2 separate regions of the Mus musculus genome follow, and region 1 is linked to region 2. Evidence: chromatin loops called from intact Hi-C (ENCODE). Cell type or tissue: left cerebral cortex. All regions are shown on one strand. Each heading gives the region's core, and the rest is flanking DNA. Links, peaks and the distances in the headings are about the cores only. Region 1 holds the start of n-TMcat2 (a tRNA gene). Region 2 holds the start of n-TVcac11 (a tRNA gene).

Region 1 (14,981 bases), core at 2,989-10,988, 1.4 Mb before region 2:
TGTATTTATTTTATGTATATGAGTGCACTGTAGCTGTCTTTAGACACACCATAAGAGGGTATCGGATCCCATTACAGATGGTTGTGAGCCACCATGTGGTTGCTGGGAATTGAACTCAGAACCTCTGGAAGAACAGTCAGTGCTCTTAACCACTGAACCATCTCTTCAGCCCGAGGAAAAAGAAATTAATGTGAAAGGTTCATAAGTATAGAAGTTCAGAACTCCCGCCTTTAGAAGGCAGTTTCTCAGAATCATTTAACCAACCAAGCTGTAACGGATCCTTCAAGTTCAAATTGTGAAGCTATAATGAAATTATCAGCTCACACATTTGTAGTTGTAAAAATGTACAGATTTAATAAAGATGTGGCTGGGGCAGTATAAAAACAAATGACTTGACACAATTTAGTGACCATGGAGACAGTAAGAATGAGCTCACAAGCATAGATATCATCAAAGAAAAGCCAAAGTGGTGTACTTCTTGGATATGATTGCAAGTTATGCAAGTCTGAACTCAACATGTCTCAGGACACAGGTTGTGTGAAAGCCAGCAGTTTGAAATCAGCAAGAATGAAGAGAACACTATATGTTTTGTAAAATTAGTGGCTAAAAGGAGTTATCAAATGGTGACTCAGGAAATACAGTGTGGGACAGTGTACCATTTGCTATTGACAGAAACTATTTTGTTGTTTTTTTGAAGGATCTCAGGGAGGACTCCCAGAAACATTTCCATTTCCTGTATTCCTTTATCTCATCTGTGCTCCTAATAAAGGAACCTAACATTGGTGCAGACAAGTAGGACTGCTAGTGTCTTCCACAGATAAGAAGCTGCTTCTTAAATAATCCCAGCACTCAGGGGGCTAAAGCAAGAGAATTGTCCTGAGTTTGAGGGTACACTACAATACAGAAAAACCCTGAAAGAAAGAAAGAAAGGAGCCGGGCGGTGGTGGCGCACACCTTTAAGGGAGGGAGGGAGGAAGGGAGGGAGGGAGGGAGGAAGGAAGGAAGGAAGGAAGGAAGGAAGGAAGGAAGGAAGGAAGGAAGGAAAAAAGATCACACTTACAGAAGGTAACAGGTAATGTGTCTGTCATGACAGCAGAAGAAAGAAGGACTCAGAAGGAGGAATGTAAATCAGAAGGAAGAAACAAGTAGGGAGGGAACAAAATAGAACAAAATAAAGATACATGTGTATAAAGATGCAGAAGTAAAAACCATTACTTTGTAGACTAATACAAAAAAATAATAATTTAAGAGAAAATCACTTCTCACTTAACTAAAAAATGAAGATGTCTTCTGTCAGGACCAGAATTCCACATTTCTTTCCTATATTTAGTTCTTAAAGACATTCTTCACTGGAATCTTCTAAATGTTTGTATTTTATGTCCCCTCTGGGAGATAATTCACTTTAAAGGCATTTAGGTATATGTCCATGACCATGTCCACAATAGCTACTAAGGAATTAGTTTAAGTCTCATTGAGCACTGAGCTGTCAAACTTTGGGCTCTGGATTCTTCCCTTGAATCCCCTTACTGTAATGGCTGAGCATCTGGGGGCATATTTGTTGAAGGGTAAGAAAAAGAAAGCTGGGAATCTCAGGAACGAGAAGTAAAGAGCAGGAAACGTGTCAGCAGAGCAGCTGTGTGACTCCCAGCCCCAGAGGAAAATGAAATTGCAGCCCTGAAAAGAGGTGGAAAGTTCTGTTGCAATTCTGAAGGCAAATCCAGGCATTCCTAACCCTAGTGCTCAAGGAAACATAAATAGGATCAGGAGGCCCGTCCTGCCAATGCCAGGCAGGGTAGCCGCTGATGGCAGGGGCAAAAGCCACTATGTCTCACCCTGAGAAGTGCTGGCTCCTAACTATAACCTCTAATCATAGACTCTCAAGGACGCTTAGAACTTCAGGTAGACAGGGAAAACTGACTCCTGTACTCTCTTCTTCCAGTAAAGGGATTGAGGCGTTAACTAGCACATCATACTATGCAAACACTACCATTCCCATTTAGCCTATGAGACACGTTTAAAAATAAAACAATGAATTGTGCAGTCCTATCATTCAGTAGGCTGAAGCAGGAGGATTCCTGAAATTTCTAGGCTACAAAGTAACCCTTAAAACGGAGAACAAAACAAAAGATAACAATTTCAGTTGTTACGACTGGGAAGTGATGGCATTTGCCTTTATTACCTACATTTGGGAGACAGAGTCCAGCCTGTGTACAGTATGAGTTCCAGGACTATACAGAGAAACCTTGTCTTGAAAAAACAATTTTTTTAATGTATACCTATAGTCCCAGAGGCAGGAGGCGCTCAAGTCAAGACCAACCTAGGTAGTTTTGCAAGACCCTGCCTCAATATAAAAATTTTAACAGGGCAGGTCAGGATAGCATGGACTTCTAACTCTAAAAGAGGGACGGGACGGTGGAGGTTGGAGGTTCAAGGGTAGCTTCGGCTGCATACCAAGTTTGAAGTCAAGCCGGGATACAAGAAAGTGTGTGTGTGTGTGTGTGTGTGTGTAAATATATGTATATATGAATATAACTCAATGGTAGAGCATTTGCCTAGCTCCGAGTTGAATTCTCCGTACACCAAGAAAGAAAGGAATAATGGAAAAAAAAAAAAAAATCATGAGAGCAATTGCATGTCACAGACTTCCTAAAGCAAAGCAGTGTGGGAGTGTGAGAAGGAAGTGACAATTAGACTTTCTGAATGTATAGGGAGAACGGAGCGTATCAAAAGTCCAGTACCCAGGCTGAGACCAAAGTGGTATGAGAGGGAGGATCTGTATTCTAAATTTTCAGTCAAAAGCAATATAATACCACTGCTAATGAAGTATATGTTCTTAGAAAGGTTTTTGGCTTTGGCTTTCTTAACTAGATTGCAAAGACACGTTACTCTTTTTAGGCGACAACTTTGAAAGAAAGCATAAGGTGAACCCTAGAAAAAAGATACAAATTTCAGAAAATGGATACAAAAGGATAAATCGAAGTTTATGCCTTGATATACAAATGGGAAAGCCATACCTTATATAGCAGAGTGGCGCAGCGGAAGCGTGCTGGGCCCATAACCCAGAGGTCGATAGATCGAAACCATCCTCTGCTAGTTTGCATTTTCCTTCCCTTTACATTGCCAGTGAAATCTTGTCCAAAGGGTTTGAGAGCAATCAGAAAGGAAAAGAAATGGTACTGGAGAAACAGAAAACTGGGCGATACAGAAATCTTCAACTTTTTAAAGAATCACGACACCACAGAACACCACAGTGTCTTATTTTCTCTATTGCAGGTTCTGTGACCATCTCTGCCTCTCGTCCATACCTTCTTGACTGTAAACTAACACTGGAGAGGCTCTGGCTCTGGCTCACTCTCATAGCTTGCACTAGGCCCTGAACTCAGTCTGGAGTACTAGACCCAAAACCAGATTTTAAAAATGTAACAAATATACCGAAGCTTGGTTAGAGCTTCGGGGTTAAGTAAGCTTTCAGAAAACTGGCAAGTCTGAAAGAGCATGGAGAACGAAGGACTGGAACCGCCTGTCCCCGCCACGACTTCCCGCGACTTCTGCAAAGCTGGAAAAGGAGCAGGAGTGGGTCATAACCTAAGAGCTCCTCTGAGGGTCTATCACCTTGCACTTGGTCATCCCCTCTCCCGAGATAAATACATGATAATTGTGCAACTCATAAACGTTTTGAACGGAATCACTGGGAAAACAATAAGGTTTGGTTATTGTCCTGTTGCTCAGAAGACGCAAGCTACAACTTTGGGCGGCTGGACACAGTCACACATAAACTCTGAATTCTTATTTTTCAGAGTTTAGTGATTAATGAATCACTTTTATCATGAGAGAAAAACACTTTCTAAGAGCCTGGATAGCTCAGTCGGTAGAGCATCAGACTTTTAATCTGAGGGTCCAGGGTTCAAGTCCCTGTTCAGGCGGAAAGGTGATCGTTTTGTGTTTGAATAAGGGAAGAGCAAAACCTCAGTCAACACAAGAATTTCTTTCCTCAAAGGGAATAAAAATAAACCAAGTAAAAATGAAGTGGGTTCAGTAGGGAAGCCATCCTTTAAAATTCTCTTCGCCTTAAATATAAAATATATATAATATAAATATTAATTAATATGTATATATACATAATAATGGGGGTGGGGGAGATAAAAAAGGAGGATCTTTGAACAGAGTCTGAGGATCAGTTTTTGTAGTGAAGAGTAGGGAAGAGGGAAGGCCTGGCACCAGATACAGTGAACCTGCTCATTTGTTTGTTTAAGTGTAACAGATTGCCTGTTCCTTAAACCCCTGGGCTGGGGGGTGGGAGGGGCTATTTTTTTGGAATCTCGTGTTTCTTAAAGCCTTAGCTTCTGTTTTATGGCTCTGGTTTTTGAATGACGCACCTAGGAGATAGGAGGCTATGGGATGGGGAGTGAATACTGCATACATATGTAAAGCATCACAATGAGATTCATTGTGTATAATTAACATATGTTAATACAGATAAAATAAAACTCACTGAGTTCCAGGCCACATTGAGCTGCATGGTAACCTGTCTCCAAAATATTTCTTTGAAATGGTTCATCTTGGCCTTTGAGTTCACATCTGTTTGTGCAAGCTGCCAGGCCAGGTCACTTAAATGAAGGTGCTGAGGATTCAGCATTGTGGATAAAGGATTGTGTCCTTGAGTCTGGTAGTAGGAGCTTTAGCCAAACGCTCTGTTCACAAGCCCACCGTGTTCACTTTCAGTCTCGTTTTTTTTTTTTTTTTTTTCATTTGAAATAATTAGGTTTAGCCAGTCATGATGGCCCAAGCCCAGCATTGGAGAGACTGAGGCAGAAGGATTACCATAAGCTGAAGGCCAGCTGGAGCTACAGAATGTCTATCTTTTAAAAAGAAGAAAAATGAAATGAAAGAATTCCGTTCATGTCACTTTCACTTTGTCCCTTATTGTAGTGTGTCACTTTTATACATGCATGAAATGTAACATTTTCAAAGTTAGAAGTAGGGAAAAGATAAAGAAGGCGACTTCACACCCCAATTATAGCAGCCAGTGGCTTTATCCTGTGTCTTCATTTTAATAAAGGAAAAGATACAAAGATGCAGTCTAAGAATTTCTCTTTCTGTCTGAGACCAAAGATAGCACATTAGAGGCATTCATTTCCACCTTTATTTATTTATTTATTTATTTATTTATTTATTTTTTCTTTCTTTCTTTTTGAGTCTCATGTAGCCTATGCTGGCCTCTAAGTCTGTCTGTAGCTAAGACTGGAACTGAACGGCCTATCCTCCTCTCTTCTGCAGAGACTCATCTATTCTGCCTCTTGCTGTTTGGTTTTATAGCAGCAGAAGTCCTCCAAAGCGCAGAAGTGTCAGCCTATTACATCCAAACGTTCCCCTATGCTTATCCACTCATGTTATTTTCAATATTCTCCAGTAACAACAGAGTAAAAAAATTAATATGTTTCATGTTGGATACAGATTTCAGGATAAATTGTTAGAACTGGATTGTTGGGAGAAATGACTAACATAATCCTGCTAACGTCCAGTCAAGTTACCCACCAGGAAGCAGGGTGTTAGTTACACAGGGAGGTCTTGAAAATGTAAACTTTATGTGACCCCCTATTCAAAATGGAAGTTTTATTCCAAACAATTTATCTCAAAATTGTTTTTCAGATTCCTTTGTTAGAAGGAAAAAGCTGTACTTCAAGGCATCTATACTCGTTTTTCTGCTTCACCAAGCAGAGGTTAAAAAGCAGCATGCACTGCTGAAATGGAAATAGAAAAATATAGCTGGAGTAAATGACTCCAGCTGCAGCCGGGGACTTCTGTCTTTTCTCTCTGTTCACAGTCAAATCATTCTGAGTGGTACACTCCCCAAGAATGTGTCTTTGTCATTTCATGGTCATTGTTATCGAACTTGCGGGTTTAAACTATGCCAACTACGGTCCTGCCACTTATTCTCAATAAGTCAATTAAAAGAGCCACACTAAAAAGTGGACAGGCGAAGGAGGTATATCCAAGGTGGCCACACTGGGGAGAAGAACAAAGAGAGCCAAGGACGTTCCTACTCTACAGCCCCTCAGCACCACACCCAGCTCCTAAGTAAACCCTTTTAACACATGGAAGGATGTACGTTAATGATGGAAGTATAATATAGTATATACATAAAGCAGTAACAATTTACAACCAGCTTACTAATTTCTTGGGAAAGTTCTTTGAAAGTTCATTGGCTAGCTAGGTGTGAGGTGCACACCATTAATCCCAGCAGTCAGGGGGCAGAGGCAGGCAAGTTAGACTGGTCTACATATGGAGTTCCAAGACAGCAAGGGCTACATAGAAATAGAGAGAACCTGCCTCACACAAACAAAAATAAAATAAAAGCGAGGGGAAAATAAAGTTAATTGGAATCATATTGAGTAGATACAGTAACTTGGAAAGATATAATGTCTGTGAGATATTCATTTTTCATATTCATAAGCATGATAATATAGTTCTCTCTTTATTTAGGTCAGCAGTGTCTTTCTTAGAAGGAGGCTAATTTGTTACTCTAACATCTTTAGAAAGTTGTGGTTTCCATGTTTTAGTCACCTGGATTAGGACCTCTCTCACCTGCAAGCCTGGTTCTTCTTTCCTTGAAAAAGCCAATATTTAACAGTTTGCTGTTTGGAGTGTGCACTTAGCCTTTAAGGGCTGAACAATCTCTCCAGCTCTTTTTTTTTTTTTTTTCTTTCTTTCTTAACAGAGCACAAGCAAACTTCCTCCCCACATCCCTCCTCACTTACAATCCATCTTTTGTTTGCTTTGTCTTTTGGAGATAGGGTCTCCGGAGCCCTGGCTGGCCTGGAACTTGATATGTAGACTAGACTGGTCTCGGGACTTAAAGAGCCACCTTGGGCTCCGGTGTACTAGGCTTGAGCCACTACGCTTGGACCCACAATCTTCTCTCTGTCTCTGTCTCTCTCGGCAAATCTTAAAGGTCTTAATGTTTATTTGATGTTGTTTATTAAGCTTATTCACACAACGCTTTATCTTTTATTCTTTGCTGTTATTTGAAACAAAGGCTCGTGTCTTAGCTGTTCTTGGCAGAGGAAGAGCTTTGTGATTGCTTAGAGGTCGTCGGTGAGGAGGGAGAAAAGAAGAAGGGAGAAGACGAAGAGAAAGATAAAAGAAAAGAAAAAGAAGCAAAAGAGGAAGAAAACATCCCTTCGTTTGAACTTCCCTTAACATTATTGTATACGTTCTCGTTCTCCTCGTTAGTATAGTGGTGAGTATCCCCGCCTGTCACGCGGGAGACCGGGGTTCGATTCCCCGACGGGGAGTCTGGACACATGTGGCTTTTTGTTTCTATTTTGGGACACAAAAGGTCAGGTCCGTCTGGTGGTCACCAAATGAGCTATATCTGAGGCTGCGATTTTTGCAATTGTTTTAAATCAGATCACAACACACAGTCTGATTAGGACAGCCCGTATGGCCTTTCTGAGAGGAATGTGCATCTCAGCAGGGTTCATCTATTTCAGTACCCTCCCCAGGATTCCCAATTTGAGAGAGAGTTGGAAATAGCAGTATTTCCTATGAGACCATATACTCTCCCATAACAATAAAAAAAGCACAAAGAGAGTTCATTTTGTGTTGGTTAACAACTATGCCTGAACATGAGGCACGGCCTAAAATGTAGTTGATTTTCCTTCTCAATAGGAGGTACCAATTGCAAATAGCCTCAGGGTTAGGGTTGGGACTTTGTGTTCACTTCATCCTGGGATTGTGTCTGGATTGAATTTGTTCAGACCTTGTGTATGCTCTAACAGAATCATAAAACTTGTTAGGATTTTAGACCATCAACAGTTCTTTGCAGGGTGGTTGTATGATACATGAAGAATTCTGAAATCAAAAGACAAAAGTTTTGTTTTTTTTTTTTTGTGAACAGGACCAAACTGATCCTGCTTCTAGCGTAAGAAACTCTCCTATACTAAACAAAGGCGCATAAAACAACCATAATGCTGAATAATTCAACTTGAATGCTGAATAATTCAATTGTTTGTTTGTTTTTCCTTTTTATGACCACAATTGTAAACTTCCGAGAGCCCACAAATCATTCAAGGTGGAAGATATAACTGAGTAAAGGTAGACCGGGTTTTGATTTCTATAATGATAATTAATTTATTCTGATTAAATTCGCCAAAGTCAAAATTGATTTTTGTTGCTTGAACAGGAACTCAAAGCCTGGACCCTTGGAATAAAAACTCAACACCCTGCCAGTTCCCAGGTTTTCGAAGCATGCTTCTGTTCATCTGAGAAACAATTTAATTCCGTAAGTAATTTAAGTTTCTGGGAAGAGCTGAAAGACTCCTTGGCTTTGGGTACTACCAAGGGTCTTACAAAAGTCTGGCTTGGCTACCTGTTTTATCTCAACACCTCCACACTATACTTACATTAAATGGTCAAGAAAAATAATTTTTGTGACTGAAGGATAGAGATTATCCCAAGAATTAATGATTGCAGAAGCGAGGTCATCAGAGACCCCTGGAGATCGGGCTGCCTTGCCAGCTTGTAGGTAGAACAAGGAGGAAGAGATTGTGCTTAGAAATGTTGGAGCAACTGGGGATAATCCTCAAGAGAATCAAAGGATGGGAAAAGAGGAAGCTGCCATCATTCTAGGTGTTTTTCTTGCACTTACAGACACCAAAGCCATGGTTTTTTTTAGAGCTTTGGTTTTTTGTTTTTAATTTGTTTATTTCATTTAGACTCACTCTCTAACTTATTAAGAACTGGATGGACTAGTTAACCTAAGCTAGTTTTTTTTCCGGTCCTTCAATAATCATTCATTCATGAACCATAGTTTAAATACCTGTAGTATCAAAAGTCATAGGCAAAGGTGACATCAGAAAAGATGGGAAGAGCCTGGTTCTATTTTCCAGGGGTTCATTTGATTGGCTGATTTAGAAATATGATCCATTCACCTCCCCCATAAGTGTAGACAAGTCTTATAACAGACTATAGATATTCTTACTTAAAGGAACAATAAATAGCCTTTAAATCACTGGTTCTCAACCTTCCTAATTCTACCACCTTATAATGCAGTTCTTGTTGTGGTAACCCCCAACCATAAAATTATTATTTCATTGCTACTATCATTCTAACTTTGCTACAGTTATGAATCATAATGTAACTATCTGATATGCAGGATATTTGATATTTGACCCATGTGAAAGAGTGTTTCAACCCTAAGGGGTTGAGACCCACAGGTTGAGAACCACTTCTTTAAAAGATTCTAGATATAACTTGATGTTTGATAGTTCTGTTCGAACCGTTCTGAACTTCTATGATACAGTAGTTAGGCCTTGTCAAAGGTTTTTTCAGGACTTTCAAGATGGCTTAATAGTTTGTAAAGGTGCTTACCACTAAGCTCGGGAACACGAGTTCCATCTCTGGAACCTAAGTGAAGGAAGAGAAAAACCAGTTCCCACGGCTATCCTCCAACACCCACATGTGTGTGCAAACTTCAAAAAGAGATAATTTTGAAATATCTTCTAAGAAAGCCTGCCTCCCATGCTGGGGGAGGAAATGCTACCTCAAAAACATACTCCAAACGTTGTTTCATTGATGAGGATTCCAAATAAGATTTCCTATTTCTAAACATTTGTCTTGTGCTGTTGTGAACGCATTAGGTGACAAACTGTGATCCAATATCATAGGACGGCCCTAGTCTGGGGTAGAACCAAGTTTGCTGTGTGTAAATAATGATACTAAATATCTGCATGTGGATTACATCCTTTGCTGTTCATTATTATCAATCATATTACAGATTAAGCTGATGGCTCCCTTTTCCCTCTGGTGTCCCTCACACCAGTGCTGCTCTGTCACTACTCTCACCACCCCCTACCTAGAGTATTACAATGTTCTGACGTAGAGTGTGAATCACATCCTGCTTGCTCGGACTTTAATTCATCCTTGCTACTAATCTACACTATGCTGTAATGGTAGTTAAGTTCGGGTTAGATCAGGAAGTTACACAGAAGGAAAGGGCAACAACGGACTCTCCTTTGACCTCTGTCCACTCAGAGACGTCTGTAGCAAGCAGCGCAGTAGCTGATTTACAGTGAGTTTCTACAATGCTAGAAGGCCTCCCCTGTGAAAAGCAAGCAGAAACACTGGATCAAAGGTCTCAGCGAGATACCGGAGTGGGAAGAGGAAACAAATGGGGCGAGGGTAGGAAGAAGACAGGGGACAGAAGAGAGACTGGAACAGACACTGTTACTAGGAATGATCACGCCTTACTCAGTTCATTCCGTTCATCCATGTCAGATATCACAGGCCTTCAGTTCACATCCCCTTTCCCAGATCGTCAAATAAAGTTAGGGATATCAAAATCTGTAGAAGAGAAGTGACAAGAGTATCAGGATCAGGGTGGAAAATGCCAACGAGAAGGGGCAATAAAGCTGCGAATTTCATTGCCAGAAAGAGAGAGCGCTACCGGATTGGCCGAAGTGCTACTGGGTTCTTAGAACTCTTGCCTCGGATTCAAGAAATTTCACATCATAGCACCGACTCCGGCACTCGGATCCAGGATATCCTAACTGCAAACCACAGCCTCCCAGGGAAGGGCTGTCCAAGTGTGTGTCACTTCCCTACTTTCCCCTCCTCCTACCACTCTCTCCCCACAGTTTCACTTCTTATTTTCAGTAGGTTCAAACCTTCCATTCCAGTACCCTGGGTACAACTAGGATCTGGCTCATTTTCTTAACAATCGATTATTCCGACAGGCTAGAGCGTGTGTCAGGATGGCCGAGTGGTCTAAGGCGCCAGACTCAAGCGTTCGCTTCCTCTACTGAGGGTTCTGGTCTCCGTGTGGAGGCGTGGGTTCGAATCCCACTTCTGACACAGTTGCTTTTTATTATTATTATCATCTTGCACCTTTCGTAATGAAATCTCTGTTTTGCTGATTGTATCAGCTAGGAAAGACTTTCTTTAATTCCGTTTTCTGACTTTGAGCCATCTAGCTTTTTTTTTTTTTTTTAACACGATATTTTGACCCGTTGTTTTTCTGTCTTGTGCCCTTGAACTCAAGCTAACCCTTTTGCCTCAGCTATCTATACAGCTGGAAATGTCTTTAATATGCTTTGGTTTCTTAGTGTTTAGTTCTGATTATTCCTTCTGGCCATTTGTTACAGTTTTGCACATGATCGATTCAATCACATAATTCATCAGTTCTGAGTTCCTTCTTGTCCGGGTGTGTGTGTGTGTGTGTGTGTGTGTGTGTTGCATTCTTTCAATTGACTTCCATTTGATTTTAGGCAACGCTGGCTGATATGTGGGGGTGCCCCGCTATTTTGTGGGTTTTCGCTCTCTTATTTATAGACTGTTCCACCCCTCTGTCTGTCCTTCTTAAGTCTCATTTATTTTCTTCTGTCGTTGTGCTGTTTTGGTGAAGACTGTGCTAAACTTCTTTTAGATTATGATAAACTCTGGGTTTAGGGTGTAACTTAAGGGCAGAGCCCCCGCCCAGAATACTGGAGGCTCTGGGTTCTAACCCCAGCACAGAAAAATAAATCTTGAGTTGCTTATCTCCAACAGCCTTGAGTGCTGGCAGCTTTCTCCTCTGAGGCTGTTACATCTTTATTGTGGACCAATCATAATCTCAGGAGTTTGTTTCTTGAGAACGTGACAGATATCTGAGGTAGCTGAGGGAGAAGAGCCTTCCTCATTGTATAATTCGAATGTTAAGTTCTCCTGTCCGCATTGCACATTTGTATCTTCCAACTGTTTCAGTCTTGCTCAACTTAACTTTCCGTGTGCTCTTTTGCCACATTAAGCTGCAAGACTCTTCGTCTTAGTCTCTTAGGAGTGAGAGAACTTAGGGGGTCTAGCTGTTCTTATGTTCCGATTTCAAGTTTTTCTTCAGCACACAGTGCATTTTGATCTTGTAACTGTATCTTCTGGTATTATTCAGGTTGTTTCTACATCTATTACTGTTCATTTATCCTGTCCATATTGTTCATTAATTATATGAGGGCCGTTCCTGACTATACAAATGGGTACCTTACAAAGGCTGATGATCTCATCCTTTGTATTGCCAGCAATGAGGAACCTTTCAGACAATCAGAATGCCTGAGGTGGAGCTGTGGTCTTATTGTATGGCACAGACTACGGTCTAAACAAGCGTTCTCACTCTGTGGGTCGCGACCCCTTTGGCAATCCTTGATATCCAAGAGTATATAGCAACCCTTGAGACACTCAGATTCCAGTCTTGACAAGCCCCGCCCACACTTAGGAGTGTAGCATCCTTATTCTGAGCACATCTCTTAGAGAATGAGCTTAACTTACTTCAAAACCTTTTCCTAATACATTCCAATTTTGTTCATAAAACAAAATGTGAGGTGTTTAATAGAATAGTATAACCAATCTATGGAATATTACACGCTTTAGATGAAGAATGAGATGCCACCACATATTAAACTATATCACAACACAGAAAATAACAGTATGTGTTTATGTATATATCTATTTGATGCCTATACAATGCATATTCCTAGAAATATTACCTAAAATCTATGTCGCATATTTATTAAACATGTATATAATATGTAAATTTCTAGGAAGATGCACAGGATACTTTAAACAAACAAGGCACCAGTCCGGGGAATTAAGGAAGTGGTGTTCTAGAATGAAAAAAAAAAAGATATATCATTCACTTAGGGTGATGTGAGAACTTCCATGGCTCCTTGTTTTAAGTCACAATCTATTACAGACATAAAAGCATATTGAATTTTGATTAAGCTTTTAGGATGAAACATTTGTGCTGCCAAGGAACTTTTTCTAAGGCAAAGAGCGTTCTGGAATTTGAGCAGGTAGAAAGCAGACATTGTAAACAAACGGTGAAGGAAAAAGAGAAAAACTAAGTATATAATATAATACAATATAATATAGAATAAGTTTCACAGCTTTCAAGGGACACTTTAGACCTTTTGAGTTCTTATTCTCGCTCACTCAGTGGCAGCGTTTGGGAGAATTAAGTAATGATGATGCTAGGAGCAGAAAGCAGACAAAACTGCATTGCTTTGATTGCAAGGTCAGACACCTCTCACAGGCAAAATACCGTCGACTCTGGCGGGACTCGAACCCGCAACCTTTGAATCTCTCAATCATGCTAGAAGTCCAATGCGCTATCCATTGCGCCACAGAGCCCACCTGTAACTTTCTTCCTTCCTAAGGCTTCTCAGTACTTTCTTGTGTATCAATGCACTGTTTTCTATGAACGGTATTTCCTGTTTCTGTAATACTTCACACAAAAATGTGCAACAAACAAGATGCGCGATCCTCAACACAACTTTCTGTCCCGGGTGTATTCCACCAGAAATGTCTGACCAGAGATTCATTTCAACTTTCTGGATTTGATGGCACAAGTTTGTAACCTCAACAATTTAAAAACCGAGGCAGAAGGATTTCCTCGAGTTCCAGTCCATCCTGGGCTATACAATAGTGAGGCCATGTCTCAATAAAACAAAAACAAAACAAAGTAAAACAAAGAAAATCAACACAAAGACAAAATTCTTATCTCATTTAGTCTGGCCTCTTTAGTTCCAAGTCAGATCATTCCTTTTGCTAAAGAGAGATCCAAAGTCCTTTAACTCGTGCCGGCGCCCAACCAAGTCCTCCCTTTTTTGGAGTTTTGGAGCTTCGAGATTTTCTTTCTTTCTTTCTTTCTTTCTTTCTTTCTTTCTTTCTTTCTTTTTTTCTTGTGTTGCGTCTGAGTTCTTTAGAAAAGGCCGATTCTCGGGTTTAGTACACGGAGCCCTGGTGGTGATGTTCCGTTGTGTTCTGGCAGCTCTGGAAATCTCCAGGCTTTTCTCCTGGAAGTTTTTGGTGGTGGTGGTGGTGGTGGTGGTGGTGGTGGTGGTGGTGGTGGTGGCTGAGATGAGATGCTCCTACGGAAGCACATCACTGTAGTGTTCACGTGCTCTTCCCGCAAATTAATTTAGAATAAAAATTGGTGGAGCACCCGAATTTGAAGTCAGATAACTAAGTTTCGGGATCCGTGTCCAATCTCGTCTCTCTACTTTGGGGTCGCACGACAGGCGACTGAGCTTTTCTACAAGATACCCTTCCCTCTCCGCGGCTCTTGCTGCTTCGTCCACTCTTTTCTTCATCTTCTGGACCTGTTGCCTACCTCTCCTGCTGACTTCCCTCTACTTTCCAACTGATGGCAGGAAAGGTCTAGGAAGTAACTGGAACGTGGATAATAGAATACGCAAGAGTGAGAATTAGAAGAAAGCCAGAGAATGCTGTGTGGTCCCGAAGCAGTCGTAGTACACTTCCCTCACTTTTTACTTCCCGGATCTGTAATATAGTAACTCTTAATTAAGGACTTTCAACTATTTTGATTACAGACTGAGAAGACAAAGGTAGATTATAAAAGGACAAAAAGATACTTACTAGGTTAGAGGGTAGTGGGGTTTGTGGTTTGTTTGTTTGTTTGTTTGTTTTGTAAATATGTTAGTTAATTTTGCTTAGGGTCTCTTGACTCTTGGATGAGGGGTCCGGTCCCTAACGTTTACTTGGTCTTCTATCCTGCTTCGGGCTCAGTACTCACAAGTGCCTAGGATTTGTATAGAGCTCTGGCTACTTGTGACCTAAGGCTTCGAATAAATCGCAGGGGGATGACTTTTGCATTAAGCCTATTTTAAAGTAAAATTCAATTAGGAAAAGAAACTGCTGAGTTGGCTGTTTCTAGCGATTTCGGTAGCTTCTGGAAAGTGAAGCGCGAAGGCGTTTGCAAAGGCCTTCTTGGGAAAGCGAGAGGAAGGCTGCGGTACGTACTTGGGAACTGAGGACACTTGGCCGCAGCGTTGTTTACATCCTGAAGTCCGCTACGCAGCGTGGTTTAGCGAGGAGGCTATGTACCTGAAAGTTCTAGCAGAAGAATGATCCCATCCGGGCTTCGAAACTACTCACAAGGCCTGGATGTACGTTTCCAGTTTCGCGGACTTGCCCCACTACCCTTTTGCCAC
Region 2 (14,981 bases), core at 4,587-12,586:
CTATCCATGAACAGATGAAAACACAGCAGACACACATGGAACGTTAGCTACTCCGCCCTTTATAAAGAGGCTCTTGCAATCACTGAAATGACGAAGCTGAGGACAAGTGAAGTTAAGTGAAGTGAACCAGCCACAGATGGACAAATTCCACAGGACTTCGCTCACAGTGTGCAATCAGAGTGTTCAGTTGGCAGTAACAGAGTAGAGTAGGGTCACCAACGGCTAGGGATGGAGAGGGAAGGCCTTAGTTACTTTGAACCCCATGATAACACACATATACAAAGAACGTCAACATCCTGTAATTTACTAAGCAAGTTTTGAATGCATCCGTAGAAACTAGGAAAACTTATTAGTTCAGGGTGTTTCTGTAGTGTAGTGGTTATCACGCTCGCCTAACACGCGAGAGGTCCCCGGTTCGAAACCGGGCAGAAACAGTGCCTTTCTTTTTCTTCTCACTTTCTCTTGTGTGTTTAGGTTCTCAGCTCATTCTCTACACTTTTGGGCAGTTAGGACAATCTCAGCTCCACCGTTTCAGCCTATGCTGTCATGCTTTCCAGCTTCATAGCTATACCTGTGTGAGGACCAGTGGAGACAATTAGCATAAAAGGAAGTACAAAAGAAAAAAAACTTTTCCATATGTCGGGGGATTAGCTCAAATGGTAGAGCGCTCGCTTAGCATGCGAGAGGTAGTGGGATCGATGCCCACATCCTCCAGTTATTCCTTATGTCATCTTATGCCTTGGAATAGTACTCGCTTCCTCTTAATTAAGGACTGAAACTACCCTCCTTAGTCTTAGTCTTGGGCTTTCCTCAGACACTCTGAAGATAAACTAGAGGTTTTCATATCCACGTCAGGTACTCGTTTACATTAGTCAGTTGTTTCTGGGCGTCTCCATTTGTCCTTCCACTCGTACATTAAGTCAGAACCGCTTCTGTGTACCCAGGTTTAGACTTTTCCTCTTAAACCGTGCTGTGTTCTCTTGCCTCTTTGGAACCTTTCTTTTTCTCGTCCATCTCTTTGCTCACTCACCCGCATTATCGGAGGGTTGTTTTGCTCTTCACCGGAGCTACCCACAGTACAGCACTACCTGGAGTTCAGCATTTCATGGACTAAACTCCACTCGGCCTAAGCGCGAAGTGGCGTCCTCTCCACTAGTCCATTTCTAAGCTCTGTTGGGGAGAGGGAGAGGGGAGAGAGGGGAGAGAGGGGAAAGAGGGGAGAGAGGGAAAGGAGGAGAGGGGAGAGAAGAGGGAGAGGGTAGAGGGGGAGAGGAGAGAGGGAAGAGAGGGGAGAAAGGAGAGGGGAGAGGATGAGAATCTTTTCTTAACAAGTTGCTGAGACATTTGAGCCACATGCCCAATTTCTCTCCAAAGCTCCCCAGAGGCTACAAGATGCTCCTCGAATATCTCCGGGTTATCAGGCTCTTCCCCGGATTTCCCTACGGTGCACAGCTACATCTTAACGCTGGAATTCCTACTTTTCTCCCTCCCAAGAGCTCTCTCCGCCCTGCGCGCCACCCAAGTCACATTAATCCTTCTCTGTAGCAGGATTCCGCCTCTCCACTATGATTTTTATCTTTGCTTTAGTTGCATTCCTTGCGTTTGTCTCCGTTGGTGCGGATCTGTAACTTCTGAATCACACTTGGGCAAGGATACAGTGCACATCTTGGAAGGCAAAGTGAAATAAGCAAGCTTGCTGTGTGTTTCCGTAGTGTAGTGGTCATCACGCTCGCCTCACACGCGAGAGGTCCCCGGTTCGAAACCGGGCGGGAACAACACTTGTCAGTTTCTTTTTGTTTGTTTTTGTTTTTTGTTTTTCTGAACTCTTCAGATTTTCAACAGAGCAAACACCCATCTAAAAGGAACCGCATGCACTGTAGGATGCTTCCCTCTGGGTCCCAGATTAGACATAGATCACACCCAAACACCAATTTTCAAGCAAAAGAGAGATCCATTATTAAGCAAGGCAAAAAAAACCGAGGTCTGTGTTAGAATGAACTAGGACTTTTTGGTAAATTCTGATTGGATATTTTTAATCAGTTAGTTCAAAAAAATAAATTTTGACCTTGATGCTTTGATAGTTGGACCTTGGTGTTCCGGCACAAGAACGAATCAGCACATAAAGGACTAGATCTTGGGGGTTAGCTTTGGAAATGTAATCTAACGTTTTATCAAGGGGGAGACAAAAAGCAAAGGACAAAAGGCAAAAGCTGTTGGCACCATGTTTGTCATGCCCCGGCCTGCTAGATCTTTTCACCATGTCTCTTGACTAGACCTGCAGGAGCACATTCCCCATGCTCTTTCTAGGAAAAACAAAAACAAACAAACAAACAACCCAAAGGAAGGCACACCGGTCCACTGCCACCAGGAATTTGTTGGCTCTCCACATTTTTCCATGTCCACTTCAACTCGTCACTTTTTTTGTAGAACAGTAGTTCTCAGCCTTCCTAATTATCTATCTTAGTTAGGGTCTTACTGCTGTGAACAGACACCACGACCAAAGCAACACTTATAAATGACAACATTTAATCGAGGCTAGCTTACTTCTAATAGTGCCACTCCCTGGGCCATACAAGCCATCACACTAATGTTGCAACCTTTTAATACAGTTCCTCATGCTGTGCTGACCCACAACCACAAATTTATATTCATTGCCAATTCATAGCTGCAATTTTGCTAGTTATGAATCGTATGCAAATATCTGTGTTTTCCTGTTGTCTTAGGCAATTCCCGTGAAAGGGTCGTTCGATACCCTCACCCCTCAGGAGTCGCGACCCACAGGTTGAGAACCACTGTGTTAGAACCTGGCATAGATGCTCTGATCCTGAAAGGCTTTTGAGCAGTCTGTGAGAACCTCGCTTCTGCATTTTCGGACTCATCAGCCATGCAGTCCCGGAGACCAGGAAGCTGCTCCCGAGTTCGAGTTCACAGATACATTCTGCAGGTTTGCCTGTACCTCCGCACCTCAGGTGAGGAATCTTTCAACCTATATAAGGAAGAAACAGCAGTGTCTGGATACACGGCTCATTTGCGCACTTTTCTGCTAGGTGAAGTGCTGAAACACATACCCTAGAATGCCCTGCTGACATTGTGACAACTTGCTCTGTTGCCTTTAGAAGCTGCAGTGGCAAGAGCATACGGTTGCTTTTTCCGAAGGAGAATTTCCTCCTACAGCCTGGACCTAAATGCCAACTTGGTCTGAAATCACCCTGGCGGAGTTCTAGGGGGATAGAACCCAGCTCTGGTACAGGAGACCATTACCAGGAGCCCAGTCTAAACTCAAGGCTGTGGCGGTTGGGAGATTGGGTATCTGGAGTGTTAACGAGTGAGTTACTGCGCAGACCAGGCAGAAACAGGGGAGTTGGGGCAGTATTTGATATTCAACCTCTGCTTCCCAGTTCAGGCCTTGACACTTTCCAGCTCTGGGACCCTGAGAAATACACTCAATCTACCTGAGCCGCTGTTGCATCTGGAAAGGGCAGATGTGGATAAGTCCTTAATTGTCCCTCACCGTGTTCCCTCCTTTTTCCTTGTCTTCCATCCAAGTACCCATTTAACTCTAGTTTAGTTCCCTCTTTGTCCCTCCATAGCTACTATCTTCTGTTTCCCCTTCTTTGGGGGATCCTCTCCTCCACCCTAGTTCTTTACTGGGTAGCTAATCTCTGCGTTTTTTCAGATCGTAGCTCACATATCAAAAGCTTAAAAGCAAAATCCACATAAAAGATAGCATGTAATATTAGTCTTTTACATCTGGGTTACCTCACTCGATATTAGTTTTTCTACCTCCATCCATTTAACTACAAATGTCAGAATATCATTTCTCTTAAGAGATGAATAATATTCAGCTATAAATAAATAAATAAATAAATAAATAAATAAATAAAATTTTTACATTTTCAAATTCATTCATTAGTTAATAGGCATCTAGGCTGTTTCTAATTTCTAAATATTATGAATAAACCACCTATGAACATAAATGAACTGGTATTCTGTTGTAAGATACAGAGTTCTTTGAGTATATACCCCAGAGTGGTACAAATGGATCTTATTGGCCTGTTTGTTTGAGACAGGGTCTCTGTGTACAGCCTTTGCTGCCCTGGAACTCACTAAGTAGACCACCAGACTGGCCTCAAACTCACAGAGCTTGTCCTGCCTCTGCCTCCCAATTTCTGGAATTGAGGCATGTACCACACCATGTCAGTTTTAACTAGATTTTGAAGTAGATCTATTCCCAGTTTCCAATTTCCATAGTGGCTGTACAAATTTGGACTCCCACTAACAATGAGTGTTACCCACAATCTCACTACCATTTGCTTTATTGATCTTGGCCATTCTGACTCAAGTAAGACAAAATCTCAAAGTAGTTTGGATTTGCAAATTGTGTCTTGACCAAGCCAGCTCAGTTAGTCAACAGGTTCTCCAGTGCAGGAGTGAGGATTAAAAAAAAAAAAAAAGACAATAAAGAAAATTGTAGCATGACCCCAGCCAGTTCTGAGGCTAAGGTAGGTTTATTTTTTTCCCAAACTGCTTTTATACCATTTTAATTACATGCAAGTAGTAAGGACAGCTCTAGGTTGAGGAATAAGCAAAACAATAAACACAACTAGTCAAGGAACAAGCAAAGCAATAAAGAAAGTCCCACGACCACACCCTTGATCACTGTTTCTAAGGGCTTATCAGGATGACCAAGATATCTGAGCCTACTTCCCTATCCTAGCCCAAAGTCAGATTCCTGCCTGAAGCACATTTCCTGTCCTTGGCCAATGTCAGATTCCTGCCAAGCGGCCCCAAAAGCTCTCCACAGTGTCTTTCATTTTTTGAGAACCTTCTGTTTAGTTTCATGTCACTTTAAAATAGGGTTGTTTTCTTGATGTCCAGTTTTTGTTCCAGCTTTGTTTAGTTCCTCATAAATTGTACATACTAATGCACTGTGCGATGTATAATCATAAACAACATCCCCCATCCTGTAGCCTGCTGTTTTGCCAAATGACGGTGCCCTTTGCTGTACAGAGGTTTTCAGCTTCACAAGGTTTTGTTTTATTACTCTTACTGCCTTGCTGTCAGTGTCCTGTTCTGAAAGTCCTTTCCTGAGACAATGAATTCAAACCTATTCCCTACTCTGTAATCTACCAGATTCTGGGTATCAGGAGTTAAGTTTTGTGGATGGTGATAGATGTAGATCTATTTTTATTCTTGTATATGCACCTGTCCAGTTTGTCAAGCACCATTTGTTGGAAATTCTGTCTTTTCTCCATTTGTGTTTTTGACTTCTCTGTTAGCAATCAGTTGTGCATAGGTGTGTGAGCTTACGCATGAATCTTCATTTCAATTCCATTGATCAACCCATCTGGTTTTGTGTGGACACCACACTGTTTTTATTACCATGACTTCATAATACAACTTAATATCTGGGTGGTCATATTTTTAGCAGTTCTAGTTTAGCATTATTTTAGCTATCCTGAGGTTGGTTTTTGTTTTGTTTAGTTTTGTTTTAATTTCCATATAAACTTAAAAGATTTTTTTCAATTTCTATGAAGAATTGTGTTGGAATTTTGATGGGTATTGCATTAAATCTGCAAATTGCTTTTGGCAAGATGCCCATTTTCACAATATTAATCCTACCAATCCATGAGCATGGGAGGCCTTTCCATCTTCTAGTGTCTTTTTCAGCTTATTTATTCAATATCTTAAAGTTTTTATTTACACATTTTCACCTTCTTAGAGTTATTCCAGAATATTTTCTTTGAGGATATTGTGAAAAGTATTGTTCCCCTGATTTCTTTCTCCATTTGTCATTTGTTTGTAGGAGAGCTGCTGTTTTTTTATGTTAATTTTGTATTCAACAGTGACTGAAACTGTTTATCAGCTATATGCATCCTGATGCAGTCTTTAAGGTCTTTTCTGTATAAAATCATGTCATCTACACATAAAGATATGTTGATTTTTCCTATTCATATCCTTTTAATCTGCTTCAGTTTTATGTTCTTGTTAAGACTTCAAATAATACATTGAATAGATATGGAAAGAGGGGGCATTCTTATTTTGTCCCTGATATTAGTGGAAAAGCTTGAAGTTTCTATTTAGGTTAATGTTGGCTGTGGCTTGCTGTAAATTGAAGTGTATTGAAGGGTGTGTTTTGCATCCCTAGTTTCTTCAGGACTTTTATCATGAAAGGGTGCTGGATTTTCTGCACCTAATCAATGAAGGTATTTCTTGTCCTTAATAGTCCATCTATGTGGTGCATTATATTTACTGATCTACATATATTGAACCACCCTTGCATCTCTGGAATGAAGTCAACTTTGATCCATGGTACATAACCTGTATATGTTCTTGGATTCAATTTGCAAGCCTTTTATTGAGAATTTTCTGTCTATGTCCATAAATGATATTGATCTGTAAATTTTTTGTTGGGTCTTTGCATGGTTTTGGCATTGGGATAATACTAGCTTTGTAAAAGGAATTAGTGTTACTTCAGTAATTACTTTCAGTGTTATTTACTTTTTGAAATAGTTTGAGGAATGTTGTTTACTCTTCTTTGAAGGTTTGGTAGAATTCTGCTCTGAATCCAACTGGGCCAGGGCTTGCTTTTTTTTTTTTTTTTTTTTTTTTTTTTTTTTTTTTTTGGTGGGGAGGGATTTATTTTTAGTAGAGGCTATGGGTATGTTTAAATTGCTTATTTGATCTTGGATTAACTTTGGTAGATGATACATATCTACCAAACTTTTCATCCATTTCTTATTGGTGTCCCAATCTGATGGGATAGAGATTTTCAAGGTGTGTCCTTGTGATTCTCTGAGTTCCCTCAGTCTCTGTTGTAATGTTCCCATTTTCACTTCAGCTTTTGTTATTATGGATCATCTCACTGTCTTTTAATTCATTTTGCTAAAATATTGCCAATCTTACTGATTTTCTCAAAGAACCAGCTCATTCTACTAACTCTTTGTATTATTTCTGTATGTGTATTTGCTTGTTTCTATTTCATTGACTTCATTCTGGAGTTTGGTTATTTCTTGCTGTTTTCTCTCTCAGGCTGTTATTCCTTCTTGTTGTTCTAGAGCTTTCAGGTGTCACTAAGTTACTGCTGTGAGATCACTCTGTGTGTGTGTGTGTGTGTGTGTGTGTGTGTGTGTGTGTGTGTGTGTAATAAATGATTAGTGTTATGAACTTGACTCTTAGAACCACCTTCCTTGTGTCCAGTGTGTCTGTGTATGTTGTATTTGTATTTCCATTCATTTTAAAAGGAGGTTTCTTTCTTGGTTTCATCCTTTTACCATGAGATGCTGTCTATCCTTGATGACGAAATTTATTTCTTACGTTCAGTAGAAAGATGGATTCTGTTTTCTAATCTGTTAGCCTGTTATCAATAATTTCTGATTATCTGTTGTTGTGGTGTGAGGTTTTCCCCTCTCTTTTGTTTTACTTACTGTTCTGGGATTATTTGTTTCCTGTGTCTATTTGGATGTGGCCTCATCAGAGTGAAGTTTTCCCTCTAATGTTTTTTGTTTTAAATTTCTCTCAATTGTCTTGTAATCTGTTGATGAGGGTTACCTTTGAGGTTTTGTTTGACATCCAAATTTTTTATGTCCAGTTTAGTTCCGTTTAGGTTTTCTTTAGTGATTCTATTTCTGCTTTCCTGTCTTGAGATGCTGTTCTTATCGCATTGTCTCAGGGTTTCTATTGCTGTAAAGAAGCACCATGACCATGGTAACTCTTATAAAGGAAAGCATTTAGTGGGAGAAGGGTTGCAGCTCAGAGGTTTAGTTCTTTACCAGGATGGGGGAAGCATGGCAGCACTCAGTCAGACATGGTGCTGGAGAGGCTGAGAGTTCTATTTTTTGGATTAGCAAAGGAGCAAGCAGAGAGTGTGTGCCATTAGGCCTGGCTTGTGCTTCTGAAACCTCAAAGCCCACTTTCAGTGACACAGTTCCTTCAATAAGGCCACATCAGCTCCAACAAGGACACACGTCCTAATCCTTTCAAAGAATGCATTATGAGCTTATAGAGACCACTTCCTTTCAAACTACCACATTCATTCAATTGTTTGTGTTTTTACAGTTTTCAGTTAGGCATTTTTCTTATCTTTTTTAAGGTTAAGGCCCTTAAACACATACATAATTACTATTTTAAAGCCCTTGTCTTATGCTTTTTGTATATATTGCATTTCTCAAGGCCTGTTTCAATAGGGTTACTGGCTTCTCGGGAAGGCATATTGTCTTGCCTGTCCATCTGGCAGAGAAGTTATGATACTTGAGGTGTTTCTTGGTGAAGTTATCTGTTCCTGTCTTTATTGGGTGCGTGTCCTGTTCTTTGGTTGCTGTCGCCCACTCTGGATCCTTGGCAAGTGTGGTGGCCGTGGGGTTCCTGGTAAAGAGGGGTCCTGTAGCTTGCTGGGTGACACAAAGGAATGAGGAAAGAATCAGAGGGACAGTGGGAAAGAACTTGTGGATCCGGGTTGGCACTGGTTCCCACAGGGTGGAGGTCCGGTCGGGTCGGGGCTCCCATAGGCACATTTAAAGAATGCTTGTGTTTACAAACGTTGAGTCCGAACCTTTTCTGTGAGACCATCTTTGGGCCCCCCCTCTTCCCCCTTAAACTGAGCTCTGTCCGCCATTCTGGAATTTTCCCCATCTTTGTCCATCTTTTACCCATTCTACGCCATAGTAGGAGTTTTTCCTTCGTTTCACCGACAGGGAGCTACGCGGCACTGCAGCCGCCAACATCGTGAGGACAAAAACTCCATTCAGCCTGAGTGGAACCTGGCCCCCTCCCTACTAGTCTCAATGTTCCATTTCTAAGCGCTGTGACAAATTGAGCATCTTCCCTTAACATGATGCTGTGATTATTTGAGTCACTTGCGGATCGTCGCTCAAAAGCTCTCTGGTATCTACAACCTTCTCCTCGAAGTGTCTCCAGTTGATCAGACTCTTCTATCCTCCTCCCTTCTCTGGGTTTGACTCATTAGAGATTTCCCTGAGATGCACTGATGAGTCTTTACTCCTACAACAAGCTTCTCCCTTCGCTGAGCTCTTTCCCTTTTTCACTCCGTGGAAGTCACAACTTTTAATCCTTCCTTCCCTGTACAGGATGTTGCCTGTCCAGTGTGGCTTTTTAATCTTTGGTTTGTTTGCATTGTAGTTCTCACAGATAAGATTTTAGCAAATTTACTCTATCTTGGTTAGTAACGGATAAAACTGAAGGGTCAGAGGGTTTCCGTAGTGTAGTGGTTATCACGCTCGCCTCACACGCGAGAGGTCCCCGGTTCGAAACCGGGCGGAAACAGTACTGTTTTTCTCACTTTCTCTTGTGTTTTCAGAGTCTCAGCTCATTCCCTACACTTCTGAGGAGTCAAAACAATCTCAGCTCCTTGGTTTCACTGTTATGCTTTCCTGAGTCCTAGCTATACCAGGTACCTGAGTAATGCTAAGTGAAGACTCAAGCATAAAAGACTGTACAAAAAATTTCCCATTATGTCGGGAGGTTAGCTCAAATGGTAGAGTGCTCGCTTAGCATCGATGCCAGTTATTTTCAGAGCATGTTTCCACTGAAAGCCTGACAATCTGCTTTTCCAATTTTGGAAATTGGAGACTTAAAAAAAAGTCTTACACTTTTGCCCCCTTCAGCACACACTCGCTTGCCCGTTTCTCATACCCACCTCATGTACTCCTAAGTCTGTGCATTTGATAAAAGTTTGTCTCAATTTGTTCTTTCACTCTCCAGACACTGGGTCAGGACCTCTTCTGTGCCACCACACATATGCATAGCTTCTTTTTATTTTTATAAAACACAACAAAGGGCAGTTTTAAGTGAACCTGCTCACTCGGTCCACAGGGGCGTGTTTAGATGAATCCCAGACTTTATATAAGAGCTGGAATGTAGTAGGTTAGTGGCATGGTTCTTGCTTAGCATATAAAGCCCCAATTCAATCCACAGCACTTTAACTAAACTTCGGAGAAATGTCTGAAACATCTGACTTAACATTACATCGCCTTGATATTTGCCTTCTATAATGTAACGGAGAAGCTCACTAAATGGATCGTTGTAAATGCCAAAACACAGACCTCTGCTAGGCTCCCTGGGAATGCTGGGAGGCACAAAACTCAGGTTCAGAAAACTGTTCGGAAAGATCTCGGCTGGAAGATCCTTTGGACCCCACTAAGCAGCTGGACATTAATGAAGGACTTGGGGTTCTGAACCCGACATTCCTCCGTTCAGTGTCTCTAGATTAACAGAAGGCAGAAAACAGAAATGAAGGCACAGGCAGAGGCCAGGACTGGGGTTTCCTGGTAGCATTACCCAGCCTTCTAATGCACACAGCTTTGCAGGAAGTCTGTGTGAAGTGAGTGTGACTGGAGAGGAGGCACACTGTGGAAACGTGGCAAGGAGAAAGACCCAGGTACTCACTGCTGTTTCCCACTGCTTCCAGATTGATTCCTTGTGGTTCTCAACGAACTATGAATTGTGCTTTCAGGACACTAAACCACAAAATAAGAATGCAGCTAGACAGCACAGAGCAATCAAAAGGAAACACAGTCAAGGTTGGTATGCCTTACACAGCTATACAGAGTAGATCTATGCCACATTCGCTTCATCTTTTATTTTGAAGGCAAAGCATAGTAGCTAAAATATGTGTGGCCCGTACGGGGATCGAACCCGCGACCTTGGCGTTATTAGCACCACGCTCTAACCAACTGAGCTAACCGGCCAGACATGAGAGTTGCTTCTACGACCTCTACAGATATTTGATGACAACGTTGACAACTAAGAGTTTCGTCTTGTTTTTCGAAATTTTAAGATTTTTTTTAAAGATGTAAAAACTTACAAACCACCTTATTCGAAGCAGAAAGTTTTTAGCAGCAGAAAAAAAAAATCCGTACGAGAGCAACAAATGTCTCCTTGCACTCACTCATTCATCAACTCGGTCTGGGTCGACGCACAAACTGCTAGCAGTCCTCTGGCCGCGACGGAGTTCTGCCACCCACTTCTCCCTCTTACCCACAAGTGACTATTTGAAGTCTTGCCAATTTTAATCAATTTCAGAATACATTCGCCAAAACCATTTAGATAACGCGGAGGGTGGCAGGCCGCCTCCAGATCAAGTCTCTCTACTGGACTGCTAGGTAGTGGCGGGGATTCTAGACTAGTGGCTCAGGAGAGGCAGGGTATTTGTTCCCAGAAGATCTGCGTTGCTCCGGGCCAGGGGGAGGTGGTCTCTCCGAACACTATCGCGGTCCGTGGAGTCACTGCGTGTTGAAAAGAGTGGAGGACCAGCGCGCCCTAGTACGTCTCAAGGACGAGTCCTCTCGGCTCATCCACGCCTGTCCTGGGTCTCAGTGATGCCAAGCTCCTCTCAGCTTAAACTGTAGCTGTTCCAGAAGTTTTGGGGATCCCGGGGCTTCGTGGCGTTTTTTATCTGCCTCAGTGGAAACCGGAAGAGGCGACAGGGATGCCCTTCGAGTCATTCGGTCTTTCTTTAGTGAAGTCGCGAAGGAGTTGGGAACTTGGGATTCTGAAGTGAATATTTTCGGGTCGCCCAATCTTGGTGACAACGAATATCTGTGACTCCGAAGTTTCCTGTAATTTCCAAGTCTGTAACTGAAGAGGCCAAGGTAGCACATCAGCCTACCTGTATAGTCGTTTGTTCTTCAGGGATCTTTTGGTGAAAAGGCACTTTTGGTTCTTTTCTCCAGGGACCCTCAGAGCTCCAGTCCCCTAACTGGTGATCTTACTGTGGCAACAACCACAAAAGTAGACACGAACAAAGGAGGATCTTTAAAAGCGCGATGCGTGGGGCGTGACACCGCTCCTTGAAACGTCACAAGCCTCTGCACTAAAACTGCTTTTACCGCCAGGCTATCAAGACCCTAGGTTCCCCGACTGCCAGTCCAAGAGCTCTGCTGGGGTTTTGATTTCACCAATTCCCTGTCCCCGCTATTGATCCAGTAATTCACCAAGGTTAGAAAACCTGTGTGTGTTCAAGGGAGGTTTTCTCAGGAAATCCTTGTCTCACAAGCCCCTTGAATTGCGTATCAGACTCGATTATCTAAACTACTGAGCCTCTGCCAAAGTGCAGCTCTCAAGGAAAGTGAGCTTAATTATGACAGTTTAGCAGGATAGTTAATTTCTTCAAGAGAAGGAGAGTTTGATCCCCAGAATTAAAAATAAAATAATTTTTAAAAAATACAAAGTATGCTGGGCTGTGCTTGTAATCCTTACTCTTGAGAGGCACAGATGGGGGCTATTCAGAAAGTCACAGGCCAAAGAGATACTAATATCCCAAAACAAAAACAAAAATAAGAAACCTAAACCACCAATAGGGACCGGCTATCCTCCTAAATGTGCACACATGTATACAATATAGTGAAAATATATTTATACCTTTTTATCTTGGGCTTAAAATTTTAAAAGTATGTTATGTGTGTGTTCATGCACATGAATACAAATGCCTAAGGAGGCCAGAAGAGAACATCCCATTCCTTGGAGCTAGAGTCACAGGTGTTTCTGAGCTGCCTGATTGGGCGCTGGGAACCGACTGTGTTCCTCTTAATGAAAAGTGTGTGCTCTTAGCCATCACTACAACATAGTTGTACAATTATAACATCTGTCTCTGTTCAAAGAAACTTCATGAGACTCTGGGTTAATCACCAGCTATGTGACTTAGCTCACTTATATAGAGCCCACCAGAGTGCTGCAGAGGCTCTTGGGTTCCTAAGGGCTGGCTGCCTTCAGGAGCTTCTGCAGGTCCCTGCCCCTGCCCTTACCATCTGTGTCTTTCCCCATCCCATCTCAAGCAATTGACTCGACTCCTCTCAACTGTGGGATGTGACTCATAAAAGGAGACATGCTCTCTTAATTCCAGGAGTCCATACAACCATTCTGTCCTATTCTTAGCAGATAGATTCATAAACTAGGGTCCGGTTGTCACCCCACCCCTACCTGTCACATAAAGTTTCATGGAAGCCACCTGCTAATGTCTGTACCCATCAGTCACTTTAAGGAAAATGCCCTCCCACTAGCGACGTTTCTTTCTTAGATAATGGTTCTTCAGACACTGACCCTGTTCACCCTTTTCTGAAGCTACACTCTCCCAGGTTTTAAGTTACCTGGGGAAAGCTGCAGACCTCAGCACTGTTCTAAGACTGGACTTGAGGGTAAGAATGTAAGCATCATTCTTGATGCTGTTCCGTATACGAAATGGGTGCCTCCTTCATTAAATGCCCCTGAGAAGTAAACTGGTTTTTGTTGTACAGCAAATTTACATAGTTCTGTTTGGGGTTTGTAGCAGATTAAAAGCAAATCACATATGGCCCGTACTGGCAGGGATCATATCCCGAGACCTTGGCATTATTAGCACCACCCTCTAACCAACTGAACTTACCGACCAACTGAAGGACAGCTTTCTATCTAGCCCTATAGATATACAACATGTACTTGTCAGTTGATTTTTTTTTCCCAAAAAGATTTTGCTGAAGGGACCCTGTTATAGCTGTCTCGTATGAGGCTATGCCAGTGCCTGGCAAATACAGAAGTGGATGCTCACAGTCATCTATAAGATGGAACACAGGGCCTCCAATAAAGAAGCTAGAGAAAGCACCCAAGGAGCTGAAGGGGTCTGCAACCCTATAGGTGGAACAACAATATGAACTAACCAGTACCCACAGAGCTTGTATCTCTAGCTGCATATGTAGCAGAAGATGGCCTAGTCGGCCATCAATGGGAAGAGAGGCCCCTTGGTATTGCAAACTTTATATGCCCCAGTACAAAGGAATGCCAGGGCCAAGAAGCAGGAGTAGGTGGATAGGGGAGCAGGGCGGAGGGAGGGTATAGGGAACTTTCAGGATAGCATTTGAAATGATATAAAGAAAATATCTAATAAATAAATAAATAAATAAATAAGAATGCTCATTTTGGGCTGGAGAGATGGCTCAGTTTTTAAGAGCACCAACTGCTCTTCCAGAGGCCCTGAGTTCAGTTCCCAGCAACCACATCATCTCAACCATCTGTAATGGAATCTGACGCCCTTTTCGGGTGTGTCTGAAGACAGCTACAATGTACTCATATATGTAAAATAAATACATAAATCTTTTTTTAAAAGAATTTTCATTTTTCTTGCCTTTCTTTACTTCTATTTTCAAGATTTCTTGAAGCTGGAAAATTTTATGAACCACGCGTTGTTCTAACTAGAAAGTTTCTCTGAGCAGAAAGAAAATTCTGTAAGAGAGTAACAAATATCTCGTTGCAATGATTCCTGACCAGTTTGTGGAACCCAGAGATACTGGTCACAGCACAGTCTACTGGCTCAGTAGTCATAGAGACAAGACGCTCTCTAGCCACGACGGAGTTCGCCTGTTGCACAGTTCTCCTCGTTGCCTCTAAGTGACAATTTGATAACCTTTCCTATTTTTACTGAATTTCGGAATCCTCCCGCCAAAAACATTTGGGTAACACAGTGGGGTTGTCCAACGCTCATTCCGTCCTCCTTTAATGAAGTAGCGAAGGAATAAAAAACTTGAGATTCTGAAATGAGTATTTTCAGGTCACCCAAGAAATACTTACGTCTGGCACTTACGGTCTGAGCATCTCCAGAGCCTCGGCGACAAAAGGGACAAACCCAAGGCGATTCGCACGGAGTCGGACGGAGCCAGCGCTGACCACTGCAGGACCCGATGCCTGGATTTCCCTTCTACCAGGATAGAATGAGCCAGCTTGAAGTCTCCTCATCCTGACGTCTAAGGCAGCCCCTCGTCGCTGAGACAAGGAACTTTGGTGACAACCAAATCTGTGACTCCGAAGTCGCCCTCAACTTCCGAGTCTGTAACTGAGACCAACGCAGAGCATCTGCCTCCACCTCCCAGTCGTTTGTTCTTTGGTGAAAAGACGCTGTTCTGCCGTTCTTTGATGAAAAGACACCGTTGGTCCTGTTCTCCAGGGACCCTCTGAGCTCCAGTCCCCTAACGGGTGGTCTTGCTGTGGTGACAACC

What was found. A loop is a pair of places that touch in the nucleus more often than their neighbours do. Peaks named below come from ENCODE experiments on the same cell type or tissue, not always from the same donor. Only the 100,000 strongest peaks of a DNase experiment are listed, where the experiment ranks them.
Region 1: a loop joins it to region 2, with 1.9 times the contacts of the local background. A loop is called at or near these places in 2 of 42 quality-filtered maps.

Annotation. Positions count from the first base shown.
Region 1 is chr13:21,904,090-21,919,070 of GRCm38, forward strand. n-TMcat2 (a tRNA gene) reads left to right here and starts at 3,022; the gene lies at 3,022-3,093. It overlaps n-TKttt23 (a tRNA gene), which reads left to right and starts at 3,851; the gene lies at 3,851-3,923. Gm40831 (a long non-coding RNA gene) reads left to right here and starts at 6,840. Exons shown (of 3, transcript XR_873164.3): 1 at 6,840-7,240; 2 at 8,056-8,097; 3 at 8,186-8,269. It overlaps n-TDgtc11 (a tRNA gene), which reads left to right and starts at 7,224; the gene lies at 7,224-7,295. It also overlaps n-TLcaa2, n-TRtct3 and the pseudogene Gm11279. In left cerebral cortex, for the core only: no CTCF peak of the experiment used is centred there; DNase peaks (open chromatin) are centred at 3,102, 3,850, 7,259 and 10,730; H3K4me3 peaks cover 1,340 bases.
Region 2 is chr13:23,298,420-23,313,400 of GRCm38, forward strand. It overlaps 4930557F10Rik (RIKEN cDNA 4930557F10 gene), which reads right to left. Exons shown (of 2, transcript NR_126444.1): 1 at 14,570-14,981. n-TVcac11 (a tRNA gene) reads left to right here and starts at 9,210; the gene lies at 9,210-9,282. n-TIaat9 (a tRNA gene) reads right to left here and starts at 10,706; the gene lies at 10,633-10,706. n-TVaac6 (a tRNA gene) reads left to right here and starts at 362; the gene lies at 362-434. It also overlaps n-TAagc11 and n-TVcac4. In left cerebral cortex, for the core only: a CTCF peak has its summit at 8,707; DNase peaks (open chromatin) are centred at 8,956, 9,186, 9,709, 10,654 and 2 more places; H3K4me3 peaks cover 1,762 bases.